Regions from separate parts of the Homo sapiens genome. Here region 2 is linked to region 1. A link is a loop called in an ENCODE intact Hi-C map of the cell type or tissue named here. Cell type or tissue: endothelial cell of umbilical vein. All regions are shown on one strand. Each heading gives the region's core, and the rest is flanking DNA. Links, peaks and the distances in the headings are about the cores only.

The links. Peaks named below come from ENCODE experiments on the same cell type or tissue, not always from the same donor. Only the 100,000 strongest peaks of a DNase experiment are listed, where the experiment ranks them.
Region 2: a loop joins it to region 1, with 7 times the contacts of the local background. A loop is called at or near these places in 3 of 110 quality-filtered maps.

The regions. Positions count from the first base shown.
Region 1 is chr1:224,620,803-224,629,163 of GRCh38, forward strand. The region is part of intron 1 of CNIH3 (cornichon family AMPA receptor auxiliary protein 3); the gene reads left to right. Among named protein-coding and RNA genes, the nearest start is that of CNIH3, 8.7 kb to the left of the region's middle. RefSeq lists a silencer at 2,060-2,223. In endothelial cell of umbilical vein, for the core only: no CTCF peak of the experiment used is centred there; a DNase peak (open chromatin) is centred at 3,229; H3K27ac peaks cover 1,091 bases.
Region 2 is chr1:224,538,548-224,546,908 of GRCh38, forward strand. It overlaps a transcript of CNIH3 not described here. Among named protein-coding and RNA genes, the nearest start is that of CNIH3-AS2, 73 kb to the right of the region's middle. In endothelial cell of umbilical vein, for the core only: no CTCF peak of the experiment used is centred there; DNase peaks (open chromatin) are centred at 2,174, 3,564, 4,484 and 5,964; H3K27ac peaks cover 4,035 bases.

The DNA.
Region 1 (8,361 bases), core at 24-8,023:
CAGCCTAGGCAACATAGTGAGACCCCATTTCTAAGAAAAAAAAATTGCATGTGGACGTTTAGAAGGAAAAAAAAGCGTTCTAAAGGGTTTTTGATGTGAAGTGATATGTATTTCCAGCCAGTATAAAATGAATGGTGTTTACTCACAAGAGCCTTCTCTGCTCCGGCTCGGTTAAGCCTGTTTGCAGTGTGTCTCATTTATATAAACACAGATGAAGCTATTCTTTGAAAAGATCAAAGATTCAGTACTGAATTTCAGGTCTTTAGCTTTTGAAGTTTTTATATTTGGAGTCACTATGAGTTTTGACAATTTACAAATAAAATTAATTCCCAATAAAATTCCCTAGAAAGATCTGATGCACCATCTCACCTTGAAATTTCTTTGGATTCACAGCAGCATTTGCTGTTTGAGGGTTTAAATGGCCCTGGACAGGGATGACATACATATGTGCCGAGAGGCAGTTTTGTTAGAGAAGATGTCTTCATGGTGGAGTGTTTTGCCAGTTCCACCTTGTCACAGGCTCAGCCTCTGGAAGTCTAGTAAACATCTCAGTTTCTCACAGTACCCACCTGGAAACAAAAAATGGGTTTATGTGAAATGGTAGGATGCTTGGGGTTGACAATAAATAGCCTGTTTTTTTATGACCCTGCCTTGGCCTACTCAGATGAGGGTACTGCACTCACTGCCAGGTCTTACTTGGTCTCCACTTTCTGTTCTACTTGTGATGCCCCTGTCCGTTCTGGCATCTCACTTTCAGGTGGGATGTCCGCAGCTCCAGCCTGCTCCATCCCCCTTTTATCTCCTCCCTCCGTCACTGTCCATTGCCCCACAGCTGAAGTGGAAGGAAGCTCCATGAGAGCAGGGACGTTTTCTACTTTACCATTGTTTCTCCAGAGCCCAGAACAGTGCCTGACACATAGAGAGTGTTTGGTATAAATACTCATAGGACAAATTCTTGTTTCCTTCTGGCTTGACGCATTTCCAGTTGACATAGTGATATGTTTTGGCTATGTTCACACCCAAATCTCATCTTGAATTGTAGCTCTCATAATCTCCACGTGTTGTGGGAAGGATCTGGTGGGAGGTAATTGAATCGTGGGGGATGGGGTTTTTTTTGTGCTGTTCTCATGATAGTGAATAAGTCTCATGAGATCTGATGGTTTTATAAAGGGCAGTTCTCCTGCACATGCTCTCTTGCTTGCCGCCATGTAAGACATGCCTTTGCTCCTCCTTCACCTTCTGCCATGATCATGAGGCCTCCTCACAGCCATGCTGAACTGTGAGTCCATTAAACTTCTTTTCTTTGTAAATTACCCAGTCTCAGGTATGTCTTTATTAGCAGTGGGAGAACAGACTAACAGTAACTCGTTTCTGATTTGGCTTCTGGCTGCTTCTTAAGGACTACTTTCTGGGTAGTTTGGACAATGTGCATTTTCCCCCATGCCTTGGCACTTTGAAACTTTGGAAGCTAATTATTGCAAAGAAGACTGGCCATTGCCATGGGGTATAGGGCCCTTCTTGATGATAGTGGAGCTGGTTCTCTTTCAGAGGAGCAGATTGGGGAGAAGCACTGGCTATCCCTGGAGAGAACACCTTCTGGAAAATGTAATGTCTGGATTGATGCATGGCACCTTATCATTGTTTGCGTTGCTTGCCGCTTTATCCTTGTTTGCATTGCAATAACTCTCCCTGAAAAAGAAAGCTTACGTCATCATTGTATTTCCACTGCAGTCATGTTAGAGAGGAGAGGAGAGAAGTGTGCAGAATTCACAGGTCACCTAAAACAATCAGGAACCAGCCCCAATCCCAACTGTTTGGTGAGGTTTCAAGGCCTCACTGGGGTTGGATGTTAGAGACACTAAAGTAACTTGTCTTTGACTTTTGAGTTACTGAACAAACATTAAAGGCAGTGAATGTTGTGAGGCTCTTGCCAGGCAATTGGAGCTCTTGCCTATACTGGCCCTGAAGCTGTGCCCAGGCCCTTGCCTCACTCTAGCCCCTCTGGCTACCTGGTGCTTTTCCCTTCTGTATATCCACATGGCTCTGCGCTTTGCCCTCTGGACTTGTTTTCTGCTGTGGACCTCTCTCCCAGTAAGTCTGCAAACAGGTTCCTCTGGGGCCTTATTCTTCAGTAGCTGTGCTATCTGGATGGTGCCTTTGCCACCATCATCTGACTCACTCCTATGGGCCCCTCCACTGGGCACCACTGAGGACTTGGCTCCTGGTCACTGTCCTGTCCTTGCTGTCCTGCAAGGTGCTGGGTGCTGTTGGTTATCTGACCTCCCCTCTAGTGACCACTTCCATCTTTGTGGTCCCTGAGCCCCCTGACCTGCCCTGGACCTGCCTCTGCAGTGAGCTCCCTGTTCTCTACTCCCGCACTCTGCTGCCCCAGGGGCTCTTGGCCCTCCTTTGACTGTGGCTTTTCCTTCTTCTCTCAATGCATCGCTCCTCTAGGATTTACTTCCTCCTCTGTGTCATTACCCCTCATCATCCACCACTTAGCTCCTGCTGCTGCTCTCCACTGCTGCGTCCTCTGTTTCCTGTCGCTCCTGTAGTGGATGCCTCAGTCTCCCAGGAGTCTACTCTCTTCCCTCTCTTCTCTCACCCCAGGTACCCGGGAGCTGCTGGGTCCCAGGCGGATGCACGGTTTGACCTTAGCTGGCCTCAGTATTGCCTTCTAACTCATCAGCTGGATGTGAGTCAGTTCCTTCAGCTTCCACAACACTGTTGTAGATTGTTGTCATTTTCTCAGAGCCCCCTGAAGCTCCCAAAACTGTCCCCCACCCCTGACTGCCTCTGAGCAGATGACTTTAATTCCAGCTCCTGGAGAAGATAGAGATGATCAGACAGGGATGCCTCAGGATCCTGCCCCTCCCCAGAATTCTGATTAATGATTTATTTTTCCTTCTCAGACTCAGAAGCAGCAGAGTCTGTCCCTCATCTGAGGCCACTTCCTCCCCTCCTAGTTATCTGTGGACATTGCTCCATCACTTTTCCCCACCTGTCTGTGTCTTCAGCCACTGCCCTTCGCAGGTCCACCCGTCCCCACCCCCTGGCAGATTCAAAGGCTGTGGTGCCTCTGAGCTGCAGACAAGCCTTTGGTCCCCAGGCCCTCTAAATGCTGCTCAACCTCTCTTCCCTTGCAGAGTGGTTTTGTCTCACCACATCCTGCCTGCCGTCACCTCTTTGGATTCTGACATCAGACACTCAGAAACCACGGAGACTAATAAAACAAAGCCCTCTGCATCCACCACTCAGAATTGGCAAGTGTCAGCATTTTGCTATTTGTGTATCTTATCTCTTTTCCAAAGACACTTGTTTCCTTTCTGGCCACCTGACTTGTGCCCCCGCCCCTTCTCAGCTCAGCACTTGATGAGGACATCAGTGGTCTGTGGCAATCTCTGGGCACCATTTAGTGCTTATCTTGGCCTCTCCGTGGCTTTGAGACTGCTGTCCGTGTCTTCTTTGCAACTGCTTTCAAATGTTGTTTTTCTGGGGCCCTGTTTCTCCTCCATCTCCCCTGTGGGTTCTTCTTTCTGTACCTTCCTCTCCATGTTGGTAGTTTCCTGGCCTCCCAGACCTGTCCCCCGACACTGACCTGTGTGTCCATGGGGCCACCTGCCCCATGCCCCACAGTTGGATCCCAGCCGAGCTTGTCTTCATGCCCTCCTCACTCCTCACAGCCCCAGTGGGTTTAGTCTTCACCCAGAGACCCTCTCTACCCCATCTGCTCCTTCTGTAGTCACCAGCCATGTCTGTCCCCTCCCTTCCATGCTTCCCATCCCTGCCTTGGTTCAGGCCCCCATTTGCTGTTTCTCAGAGCATCGTGGTCCCTTCCAAGCTGGCCTCCTTGGTTATCATCTCCCCTGGACTAAACCACCCCACTCATGGCTACCAAGAGTGATCTAATACCTGAAAGGATCCTTCCATGTTATTCCCAGACTAAAGCTTTTTCTGGTTTCTCTCGCTTTCAAAGTTTAGAGGGCTGGGAGGACCAGGTCCCGGTTAACTGTTTAGCCACATTTTGCATTTTCTGTGTTCCAGATATCCTCACCTTCTTGCAATTCCCAAATGGGCTGTTCTGTCTCCCTGGAATGCTGTTCCCCACTTCATTCTTCACCCGACTGGCTCTGCTGCAGCCTTTGTCCTCTAGGAAGCCGCATTCTCCCTGGCGATCTGAGTCCACTTGTCCTCTGAACCTGTCCCCAGGTCTGAGTCCCACTGTTGTATTTGTCTCTGTGCTTGGACTATAAGCTTCTGGAGGGCAGAAACTGTTGCCCTCACTTGTGGCCTCAGTGTCCAGCATGGGGCAGTATGGTGGGAACTCAGTGATTGCCAATAAATAAGGATCTGGATAATTTATTACAGCCAGCTTAAGCTTGATAGACTCCTCCTCAATGAATACTTTCCCAGACTTACCTGGTTATGACAATCATCTGGATGCTTACTAAAAATGCACATTTTTGTCCGGGCGTGGTGGCTCACGCCTGTAATCCCAGCACTTTGGGAGGCCTAGGCGGGCGGATCATGAGGTCAGGAGATGGAGATCATCCTGGCTAACATGGTGAAACCCCATCTCTCCTAAAAATAAAATAAAAAAAAAATTAGCCAGGCGTGGTGGTGGGCGCCTATAGTCCCAGCTACTCGGGATGCTGAGGCAGGGGAATGGTGTGAACCCAGGAGACAGAGCTGGCAGTGAGCTGAGATGGCGCCACTGCACTCCAGCCTGGGCGACAGAGCGAGACTCCGTCTCAAAAGAAAAAAAGCACATTTTTGGGCTCTGCTGAAGGCCCATGGAATCCTAGACTTGGTAGCTCTCTCTGTGTAAGGGAGGCTAACTGAGCTTCAATCCAGAATTAAGTGGAGGGGAGATGGTGGATGGGATAGATCAGGGTGGTTGAAGGTGTGGAGGAGGGCACTGCTGGGGAGAGGTTGTGAACAACAGACACCAAAGAAGACGAGCTGTGACAGGAAAGGGCTGTCAGATGGTGACTGTAGCCCAGCAACCCATGTCTATGCCCAAAAGCAGAGGATGATGTCGAGGCTGATGCAGGGGGCTGCACGCTAGTCTCTCCAACATCACGTATGTTGATTTTGTGCTTCAAGATAGCGATCCCACTGCTATCTTGTAATACCCATTTTTTTTTTAATCATAGATTGTGAAATACACCTTTCTTCCATCCTTTGACAACTAGGTGTAGATAGTCCCCTTGTGGGTTAGATAAGGCAGATATTAAATTCCAGGCTGAAATCCTTGCCATTCACATTGCTTCTGAGTTGCTTCTTCTTCTAGGACCTGGAGGGTCTTTAGAAAAATAAGCTGAACTGTTTTAATCTAGAGAAGAAGCATTAAGTGAGCTCTGCTACAAATAGTGAGGTCATTTGCATGAGTAACCAACTCAGATCTGCAGGGTTGGAAGTGGTTGCTGTTTGGGATCATTCATAGCCAGAGTGTCTGCATCTTAACAGGGTTAGCTGAGGGTTGCCTGCATTTCTTAATGACACTTGGAATCTGCTTAACTCCCACAAACTGGTCACTGAAAACTCTAAATGCACAGCTAGATCCTGAACTGGTTTCTGAATACAAATCCAGGGCATAATGATCAGACTCGCAAATATTTTTAATTTGGCATAGAAAGAGAAGCAAACAGGGACATTCTTGCATATGCTAAAATAAAGCCCAAACAAAAAACTAAAAAATATATCTAAAGATTAGGCTGATAGACTGTAATGGGGCCACCACCATTTCTGTGTGCACAGTGTCCTGGGCATTAAAAGACTTGAGAATCTTGGTTAAGATGATCCCTGCTCTAGGGCATGGGGATTGAAGACTAATCTTGAGGTCTCATGGGATCGACATAAACTGCCTGTAGGATAACGTCCAAACCGCTCAATTTGGGGTTGGAAGCCTATTACAACATAGCATTGACCTACCTCTCCAGCCGGTCTCCCACAACTCCCCATCTCACAGCCCCAACCCCACAGGTAGACTTTATTGCACCGTAGATATGTCTATTTATTCTTTCTACAAGCAGAGCCTTCTTGCCTCTTGGATCTAAGTTTTCCATGTGCTGTCACTGACGAGCCTGGGTCTCATCATCAGCAACTCTGCTCACTCCAACCTACCACAGGCTCCTACAACCTGGCAAACTTGTGTGGGTTGTTTGTTCTTCTCCAGGTACAAACCTGTGTTCTTACACACTTCTGTGTGCCTGTGCCTGGACTTTCTAAGTGAAGCAGGGGTGGATGGAGAACAGGGCTCTTGGTGTCCAATATATGTGTTCACGGGACTTAGGAGGACATGGTGGACACGTGTTGAGCGCATGACTGATGGTGGCTCTCAGACTGACCATGAAAGCAGAAAAAAGTCACCTCTTTGGTAGCCTCATTCTGGCTTATGAACCCAGAAGCTTGTGGGTCTCATTCTTTTTTTTGTTGTTTTGAGACGAGGTCTGGCTCTGTCACCCAGGCTGGAGTGCAGTGATGTGATCTCGGCTCACTGCAACCTCTGCCCCCGGGTTCAAGCAATTCTCCTGCCTCAGCCTCCTGAATAGCTGGGATTACAGGCACGTGCCACCACACCCAGCTAATTTTTGTATTTTTAGTAGAGACGGGGTTTCACCATGTTGTTCAGGCTGGTCTCGAACTTCTGACCTTGTGATCCTCCCGCCTCGGTCTCCCAAAGTGCTGGGATTACAGGCGTGAGCCACCGCACCTGGCCTGTGGGTCTCATTCTTTTGAAGAAAAGAGGGAGCCTGTGACTTTGGGGACAGTGGTGGCTGGCTGCAGGAGCCACGTCTGGCTAGGATGGTATGTCTGGCAGTGTGCAGTGGGTCCTGTGTACACTAGCAGACCCGTGGGGACTGAGGCCCGCTCCTGCAGTCTGCTCTGTGACTCTGGAAGGGGAGTCAATGCGCTGCCATCTCGGACCCACGAGTCAGTCTGATAATGAGGCTCAGGGGCCCGGGGTGCTGTTGTCAGAGGGAATGGCTTCTCTCTCCAGGGGGCTGCCTGCTTTCTGCCACTGCCACGATGGGCCTTGGCACTCCTGCTTGGGACACGGGCTCTGAGAACAGAACCTTTCATCACCACCTGAGTCTCAGAGGCCATTGTCTTGAAAGAATGATTAGATTACTCCAGCCGAAGGATTGATACAGGCCCTGTTGCTGGTCAGCAAATGGAGGGCAGGGGCTGTCTCTTTTACCTCTGCCTCTGGAATGTGTATAGGCACTAATTGAGTTTGAATCAGACTGGGTATTTCTGTTCAGACTCTATTGTTTAATAGTCTAGCCCAGATCTAGACTTAGCCCACCCTGTCAAGTTATTCATTTTCTCTAGTTCTATCCTGCTTCTACGCTTCGCTCAACTGTCTCTGTATTCGCCGGCTACCTGAGAGCAAAAGGGATCTCACCCTACCCTGCAGTTTCTACTTGGGGCTCAGTCTGGCTCCCTTAACTTAAAAAAATTTGTTGTAAAATACGTATATGACATTTACTTTTTTTAAACCGTTTTTAAGTGTACAGCTTAATGGCACTAAGTGCATTCACATTGTTTTATAACCATCACCACCATCCATCTCCAGAACTTTTTCCCCTTCCCAAACAGAAACTCTGTGCCCATTAAACAGTAGCTCCCCATTCTCTCCTCCCCAAGCCCCTGGCCACCACCATTCTACCTTGTCCCTCTAAACTGATCTACTTCTAGACACCACATATAAGTGGAATCATACAGTATTTGTCCTGCTGTGATTGGCTTTTTTTACTCAGCATAATGTCTTCAAGGTTCATCATATTGTAGCCTGTGTCAGCATTTCTCTCCTTTTTAAGGTTGAGTAATAGTCTGTAAACCAAAAATAAAACTCAAAGGCCCCCCACGCCCAACCATCTGAATGGGCTCCCTCCCTGGCCAGGGCACTCGAAAGTTAACCTGAAAGGCTGGTTTAGGCCATGAGGGGAAGGGAGGTGGGACATGTGTCATTATGCCCTCCTCCCTTTTGGAATTCAGGAAACACCAACTAGCATTTAACATCAACACAGACCTTAAGTCTGATAAGCAATATTTACAGTCTGTTCTCTCTGAAGCCTGCTACCTGTCAATCAGAAAAAATTTAAATCTACCCAGGACCTGGAACTCCCCCCCAACCACCTGCCACCCCCACTTTGAGTTGTCCCGCCTTTCTGGACTGAAGCAATGTATATCTGTTTTTTTTCTTTTCACCCCCCGAGACAGAATCTTGCTCTGTCACCCAGGCTGGAGTGCAGTGGCGTGATCTCGGCTCACTGCAACCTCTGCCTCCCGGGTTCAAGCAATTCTCCTGCCTCAGCCTCCTGAGTAGCTGGGATTACAGGTACATGCCACCAT
Region 2 (8,361 bases), core at 148-8,147, 82 kb before region 1:
TCCCAGTACCCCATCCTTTAGCTACAAGGAAGAACATCGGCCTCTTTACTACATCTTGGACAATGCCTTCTCTATGATTCTCCCTGCCTCCTCCTCCTTCTCTCTCTCTCTCTCTCTTTTTTTTTTTTTAAGAGACAGGGTCTTGCGTGTTGCCCAGCCCGGAATGTAGTGGTGCAATCAGAGCTCACCATAACCTCTAACTCCTGGGTTTATGTGATCCTCCCACCTCAGCCTCCTGAGTAGCTGGGACTACAGGAATGGCCACCTAGCCCAGCTAATTACATTTTTTTTTTTTTTTTTTTTTGTAGAGATGGTGTTTCATGTTGCTCAGGCTGGTCTCGAACTCCTGGTCTCAAGTGATTCTCCTGCCTCAGTCTCCCAAAGTGCTGCGATTACAGGCATAAGCCTATTATGCCCAGCCTCTACTTACTGTTTAAATGTACCTTTCCTCAAGTTTTATCTTCCCATGTTTTCCTGCTCAGATTCTCTGTCTGAGGGGGCTCACCTATATTCACCTCTAAATTTCTTGTGGCTAACACAGATTTCCAGTGGTCTCCTGGATATTTTCCCATGCATTTCTCTTCCGTAACTAAAACTTAGCACACTTAATTTAACATGTCATCCTGCATACTGCTCCTCTTGCCGTATTTACTTATCATGGCTATTAGGACTTCTACCCTTGCTTTCATTTGGGCCAGAAGCCTCAGTCGTCTTCCATTTCTTGTTCTCCATTCTCTTTAAACTCCAGGGTCTCTTGACATCCAAATCATCAATTGCCAAGTTCTGTCCTTTCTTCCTTTGAACTTTCTTCCCAGTCCAATACCTTGATTCTGCTATAATTTAAGTACTTTTTGACTCTTATGGATTATTTCAGTAGCTTCATGACATATCAAATTTCCAACTTCGACTTTTCTTCATTGTTGCATGAGTTATCTTTCTCTCTGATCCAGTTCAGATAGTTTTACCTCCTCAGAATCATCAGTGGCTCCTTGCTCTCCAAGATACGTGGTTCAGTTCCAGGCTGGGACTTTACAACGCTCTAGGATTCAGTCCCAACCTACCCTATGCCTTCCTTATGCCCCATGCTGGTCACTGCCCCATACTGGCCATACTGCACTACTTGCCCTTCACTAAATATGCCATTCATACCTCCATGTTTTTGCTTATGCTATCCGTGAGAGGTAGACCCACCTCTCTACCTTTCCCTGTGCCACCTAGTTAGAACTAATCATTCCCTACTTTGTCTTTCTGTATTTTGAACTTTGTCTTTCTGTATTCTGTTTCTATATTTTGCTTATTTTCTATTCTAGTACTTCTTCTGAGAAGTACTATATGCTTTATATTATAGTTAATTGCCTTCCCTCCAGATTGTAAGCTCCTTGAGGGTGCACTGAATTTTATTCCTTTCTGTATTCGTGTAACATTGATCACACAGAGCTTTACTCATAGTAAGCCTCTCAATAAATATCAATGAATGAATGGGTACTATTCACAGCACACAACGTGGGTAATTGGGAGGCTGGCCTTGAAGTATGTCTCATAGCTTCAAAATTTCTGATCTTTCTTCACCGTAGCTAAAAGTTCAAAAGAAAATCATCTAGTTCCTGGGGAAGTATCCTACGGGCCAACTTACATGGAAATGCAGCTGCACTCTCGTTTCATTTTGCTCCTGTGGTTTTGTCTCATGGCCCTGACTTGAAATTTCAGTTGGAAACTTGAAATGCAACCAAAGTAGTTTCTTCTGTGTCACCCAATAATAAGGCTTTCTAAACCCTTCAATTTTACTCAAACATTTCTCTTGAAAATCAGCTCTGCTGCAAAGTGGGGCTAATTCAATAGCCACCCATGCGGATGTAGTTGTGAGGATGAGTTTAAATGGGACATTTTTAGACTCTCCAATATGTCAACAAGTTAAAAGTTTCATTCATTTAAAAAATGTAAATAAATGCAGCTGCATCTGGCTATATGGACATTAAAGTGAGATCGTGGTTCTAAACCAAGTGACAAGATGCTGCAAACTGAGGGAGATACCCAGCTTTGAAGATAATTTAAGAAGCATTAATAAATATATTTAGAAAACTCATGCAGCCAAACCCCTACCTCCAGCTCATGTTTTTTTACCCTGTAAGCTAGCAGAATTTGTAATGACAGCTTAAGAACAACAAATAAAGAACTGGCTGCTTACCAAAACCAATTAAGTGGTGAGAAAAGGAAGTCACATGCATTAAACTTGCATGTTGGAATTCTCCATTATTGGACTTAAAATAATTATACAATTTCATACTTAAAGTAATTATACAATTTTGCATTTCTCATTAGAATATTTTTATAGAATTAAACAGTGTTCAACTTTCGAAAACTAGATTTCCAGAAATCAGCCTGCAAGTCTGTTTGCTTGAAGATAGAACGCATTTTCTTATAAAAATGGTATTATAAATGCAGGTGGGTACCCAGATTAGCCCACTAAAGTCATTCATACTCATTTATATTGATGCCATATGATGTATTTACAAGAAAAAATTAAGTAAAAAATTCCATTGCTGTATTGGCATGTATGTAAGTAATTTAATCTCCCATCTCTGAAATTTATTAAGAAAGGTTTTCATTTTTACTAAATGGTGAATGAAAAGCACAGCGGAAAGCAGATTTAATTAAGGGCTGAAAATATAGATGAGTACCGTGGTGGAGATTCCGAAGGGAAATTTGGGCCCTTTCCAGGACTTTCTAATTTGATGTTACTGGCTCTTTATGACATTAAGTGTCACTTCCAAATTTATGGCTTTCCTTTTTCCTCATATGGTTGTATCACTGGCACTACTTTAGGCTTATCATACATGATTAGGGTCATTTTTCTTTGGCTTACAAATGGAAGAAAAAGGGGACAAAATGGGACATTTTCTTCTGAGATAATTGAGCAAAAGTTAGATAAGAGGAAAGAGGGAGAAAAGGCCCTTAAAAAGGATGTGCATGCATATTAAAAATAAATTTCCTATAGTGGTTACCCTGAGCTGAGTCAGCAAAAATGCATGATTTCCTAAAGAAGAAAGAAGCTATTCATTAGATTTGAGAGTTCTTTGCAGTCCCAAGCCATGCTATTGCTTCTCAAAGGGTAGAGGCTACCAGAGGAACAAGCACAGAAAGAGCTCTGTATGCAACTGGCTATTCTTTTTTAGAGAAGATTCACAAATTGGGTGTTTATAGCTTTGCAATTCATGGTACTCTGTCATTAACTAATTTTGTGAGCATAACTATGATTTATTTCTCTTTCATTTTCCATACACAGAAAACGACTGTATCTTATCTTATTTTTAAAAAATCTTAATGTCTCTCACTCTTTGTAAGCATCACCTCCAATGGACTCCAAAACTCATGGCCCCTCCAATTCAACTTGCTACTGCTGTTTAGATAATACTTTTCAGAATCTTCCCCAGCCAAGACAAGTCCAGTGGCTTCCAATTTTCTTCACACGTTGAAACTTTTCTGCCGGATGTTCAGGGCCTCCATAGAATGGCTTCACACTTCCCAGTCAAGCCCACACCTCCTCCACTTCCTATCAGATGCCTCTGCTCTGGTTTGGCCAGAATCTTTCCTATTGTTTGAAAATGCCACAACCATTCCAGCTTCTATGCATCATCAATTCATGTTTTCCTTCTTAAAATTCATTCTTTTTCCTCCTTGGCTACTTAAATTCCATCTATTTGTAGGAAGCAACATTTGGGGTGTCTATTCTACGTAACAATAATTTTGGGCAATGAAGCCCTAGCAACGATTTTGTACTACATGACCCTGCTTTCTTAGCCACACTTGATTGGACTAACAGAGTACCTATGACCTAAAATGGAATGATCAAACTCTCTTCCCTAGGAATTTGGAAATGGAACTGAAAACCAGTGTGGGTGTCTGAAGATGGAACATGTGACTTAGGAACACGAAATAGAATAGCCACATTCTATTTTCTGGAAGAGAAACTATGGCAGCCTCATGGTAGAAAGAGAAAGAGTGTATGTAATAGAGTACTTGGTAGAAAATAGCAGAAACAAATTCTAGTTAACTTAGCAGAAAATATTTACTCTAAGGATATGATGTAGCTCATAGGATCAATGAGAAGGCTAGGAACCAGGTTTGGAGAATGGACCAAGAGAGATTAGGCAGCCCAAAGACAGCCAAGGTGTCTTCCTAGGAACAGTCCAGTTAGAATGCCACTGTAAGCTCCACTCTTGCCTCTTCTCGTCAACCCCTCCGTATAGTAGCTGCAGTGATCTTTCTAAAATTTAACTCAGATTATGATATTCTCCTGCTATTGTATAATAATTTCTCTGGTCTTTGTCCTAGTTCCTGGCATGGAGACTCTAATACCATTGGAATTTTCCAAGTTGTCTTTGTTATCCATGGTGGGTCCTGATTGCTTATGCTAATGAGGTGACTCATGCTAGGCCTCTAGACAGCTTCTGCAAATGAGAAGATTCAGGATGTGGGTAGGCTGAGTCAGAAAGACCAACCATGAGATTAGAAGGTTGGAGCTTTGAGCTATGTGATATCAGCCGGATCTCTGGAGAGGGGAGGGAAGCTGGAGATTGAGTCTAATCATGTGGGCCAATAATTCATTGAAACATGCCTGGGTAACGAAATTCTAATAGAAACTCAACACAGAAGTTTAGTGGAGCTTCCTGGTTGGTGCTGGGAGGGTGACACGTCCTGATTCTATGGGGAAAGAGGGCACAGGAGCTCTATGTGTGGGATCCTTCTGGATCTTGCCCTGTGTGTCTGTTTGTTTGCCTGCTTCGGATTTGTATCCTTTATCATAAAACTGTAATTACCAGTACTCTCCTGCGTACTTTAGTTCACGGGAGTTCTGTGAGTCATTCTAACAATTAACAAACCTGAGGGGGCCATGAAAATCTTAGAATTTGTAGCTAGTTGGTCAGAAGTGTGGGTGGTCTGAAGACCCTCAAACTTGCAGCTGGTTTCTAAATAGGGACAGTGCTGTTGGAGACCATGCCTTTTGGCTTGTGGAGTCAGTGCTGACTCTGGGTGGTTAGTGTCAGAATTGTATTGCATTACACCACCTGCTTAGCACTTCCAAATGGTTTTTATTAGACCAGAATAAAACAAGTGTTCACAATGGCCTGCAGTGACCTTGCCAGACTTGCTTCCTGCCTGTCTCCCTGGCCTTACCTCCCTCTACTCTCCTCCATATGCACTGCATTCCAGGATGACATTTCTTCTGTCCCTCGCACACACCAAGCTGACTCCATTTCAGTGCTTTGCACTTGCTCTTTCCTCTGCTTGGAATACCTTTCTTCCAGATCTTTGTGTGGACTTCTTTGAGGGTAGAAGTACTGTTGGTCTGGTTCACTTTTATACCCAAGACCTACAGCAGTAACTGGATTGGTTGATTGATTATACACTCATAGGTCACATAAGAGATCTGGGTGGGTCTGTTCATTATAATTCTGCAACCTACAGGATCAGATTCTAGGTCTGTCTTTTTAGCTAAATTGGCTCTTTGGCTGTTAAGAGATAAGAGGTTCTTTCTGTGCTGTTATCAAAGCTTTTTGGCTCTTGGACCATGGCATTAGCTGAGATATTTAAGCCCCAAGTTTGTAGTTTTCTTTCTGTGAACTCACCAGTGCATTCAGAAATAGTCAGTTCATTCAGAGTCTTTATATTTATTGCTCCCTCCAAAATAGTTGCAATCACCACTTGGTCTCCACAGGGAGAAGGAAGCCTTACCTTCCATATGCACTTCATCTCAAGCAGTCAGCAGTGATAATTTAACTAACAATTTGCTACAGCATCCCATGGACTACCAGTATCTTATTTTCCACTGGCATTGAGGTCATCATCTCATGCACGCCAACTCAGATAATCAATCCCAGATCCTATCTTTGAATCAGTTTCCTGGAGCTATTTTAGGAATATTTTGTTTATTCAGGGAAGCAAAACTGCTCTATGTTTTTAAAATAGGGAGTTCAATTCAGGAAATTGGTAACAGAGGTCTTGGAATGGTGGGAGAACAAAGAGGAAGGCAAAATGACTCAAAGATTGGTAATTTTAGGACGCCACTCCACCTCTAGGGCTGAGTGCACAGAAGCGAACACCATGTCACCAGAGCCCATGACCGCTGTGCTGCTGAGGCTGCTGCTGATGGAACTTGACTGCCCAAGGAGGAACTCAAGAGCTCTCAGTTACTCTTGGCACTACTACGACCACCACCATTATTGCTTTTGTCACTGCTGTCACTATTGCTGTTGCTATTGCTGCTGTCACTGCTAGAATCAAGAAAACACATGGCTTCTCCCTGCCTCCTACTTTCCAGTATCCTGCCACTGCCTCCCATGAGCATAATCAGCTGGCAGATGAGTCTGGAAAATGTAGTCTTCAGGCTTCTGGCCTGAGGGAGGAAGTAGAGTGGGGTGAGTGTTAGCTAAGAGACCATGGATTCCATGTGGCACAAACTCAGAGGTCCTGCTCAGATAAGCCTTCCTTGCCCCTGATACCAGAGCAGATCACGCTGAGCTCACTCTCAAAGCCATTGGCACTTTCTTCTCATAGAAGTTCCTACAGTTTGTGATTGCATATTGCAATGTATATGTACAAACGTATGTGTGTATCTCCTATGTGTGCAGAAGCTCCCCAAAGGCAATGACTGTGTAGCTTTTGCTGTCCACCATACCTGTAGCTCCTACACATGGTGGGGACTCAAATGTGTGTTGAACCAATGAACGGCTTCAAACAGCTCTGCCTTTCTGCCCATCCTTCACCCTTGTCTCTTCTCTCATCTTAATTCAGTCCCTTTCTATTATAACGTTCAGAGTCTACAATGAACTGTGAGACTTGGAGTGAGAAATGAGCTTTTAGATGAGTTCTCATCATCTTTAAAAATACGTATTTCACAACAGTATCAGTTAGGCTACCCAAATTCCCAGGCATTCTAGTCCTTTCAGAATTCCTGCCCCTCAGCATGAACATGCAAGTCTGTGTGTCCCTCCTCTTTTCAGGTCACATTAAGCTTAGGTGTCGGGTTGGAAGACTAGGTGCCATAGGAAGGATATAAAGGCAGTGGCTGTAAGAACAAACATCATTAAGTTCTTGGCGGAGGAAGAAGGGGCACAGAGGAGGGGATTTATGTGAATAAAGAGTCTGGGTCAGGGACTTGTGGCCTTGAACAAAGTGTGATGAAGAGGGTAATTTCCCCTGAATCAGCTTGAACATCAGGCTTCTAGTCACTATTTGGCTTTTGCAACATTAAAAATTACTATGTGGCTTAGTGTGCTAGGGCTGCTGTAACACAATACCACGGACTGGGTGGCTTCACTATAGAAACGGATTTTCTCCTGTTCTGGAGGCTGGGAAGTCCAACATCAAGGTGTTGGCAGCTTTGGTTTCTCCCGAGGCCCCTCTCCTTGGTTTGCAGGTGGCTTCCCAGGGTTTCTCTGTGTGTTTGTGTCCTAAGCTCCTCTTCTTATAAGGACACCAGTCATACTGGGTTAGAGCCCACCCTAATGACCTCATTTTAACTTAATTACCTCTTTAAATACCTTATCTCCAAATGCAGATACATTCTGAGTTACTTGGGATTAGGACTTCCAACACATGAATTTTAAGGGAACACAATTCAGTCCCTAACACCAAAGCAGCAAGCTTTGTTTCATTCTTGTATGTTTGGATACAACTTTTATGGAAGTTTTTCTCAAACGGAAATCCCAATATATGAAGTTATATCTCCCATGCTGTTAATTTCCAGAAGGCTTACAGGGAGAACTGAAATGGTTTGCAAACAAAAATGACAATAGAACACAGTAAGATGCTGCACTTCCCGCTCTCCCAAGACACCCAGCCTCCAAACTGCACTGTGGTGCCATCAGTTAGCATGAATTAGGAGAGACACGAGGTTAGACAGCCCAGCACGTTGTAGTCAACCTGGAGGGGGTAATGAATGCTGAGCAGCGTCAGGGGAAATTAGGAGGAGAGGTCACAGAGGTGTGGTGGAGCTGGAGTCTCATGCCTTGGTGAGAAGTGGAGAACAAAGAAAAGGGAGGAGTTCCATTCTGACCCAGTGTGTGTCACTTGGTTTAGCAAATTTATAATCATGGGTCCCAGAGAAAATTTATGTAAAATACCCTTATCCAACCCACTGCTCCAGGAAGCACCTATTTTTCATGCCTTCTGTGAGTTGTCAAAATGTATCTTCCAACTTTAATGAAACTCTAAGGTCAGCAGAGCCTCAGCTTTGACAAATAAAACCATTCAAGTCTGTATCTCCCTCATTGTCCTCCAGTGATCCTCATGGAACACCTTTCCTGAAGAGATGATGATGGGGCCATTTGACATGGGACACAGCAGGTGCTGGAAGAAGCA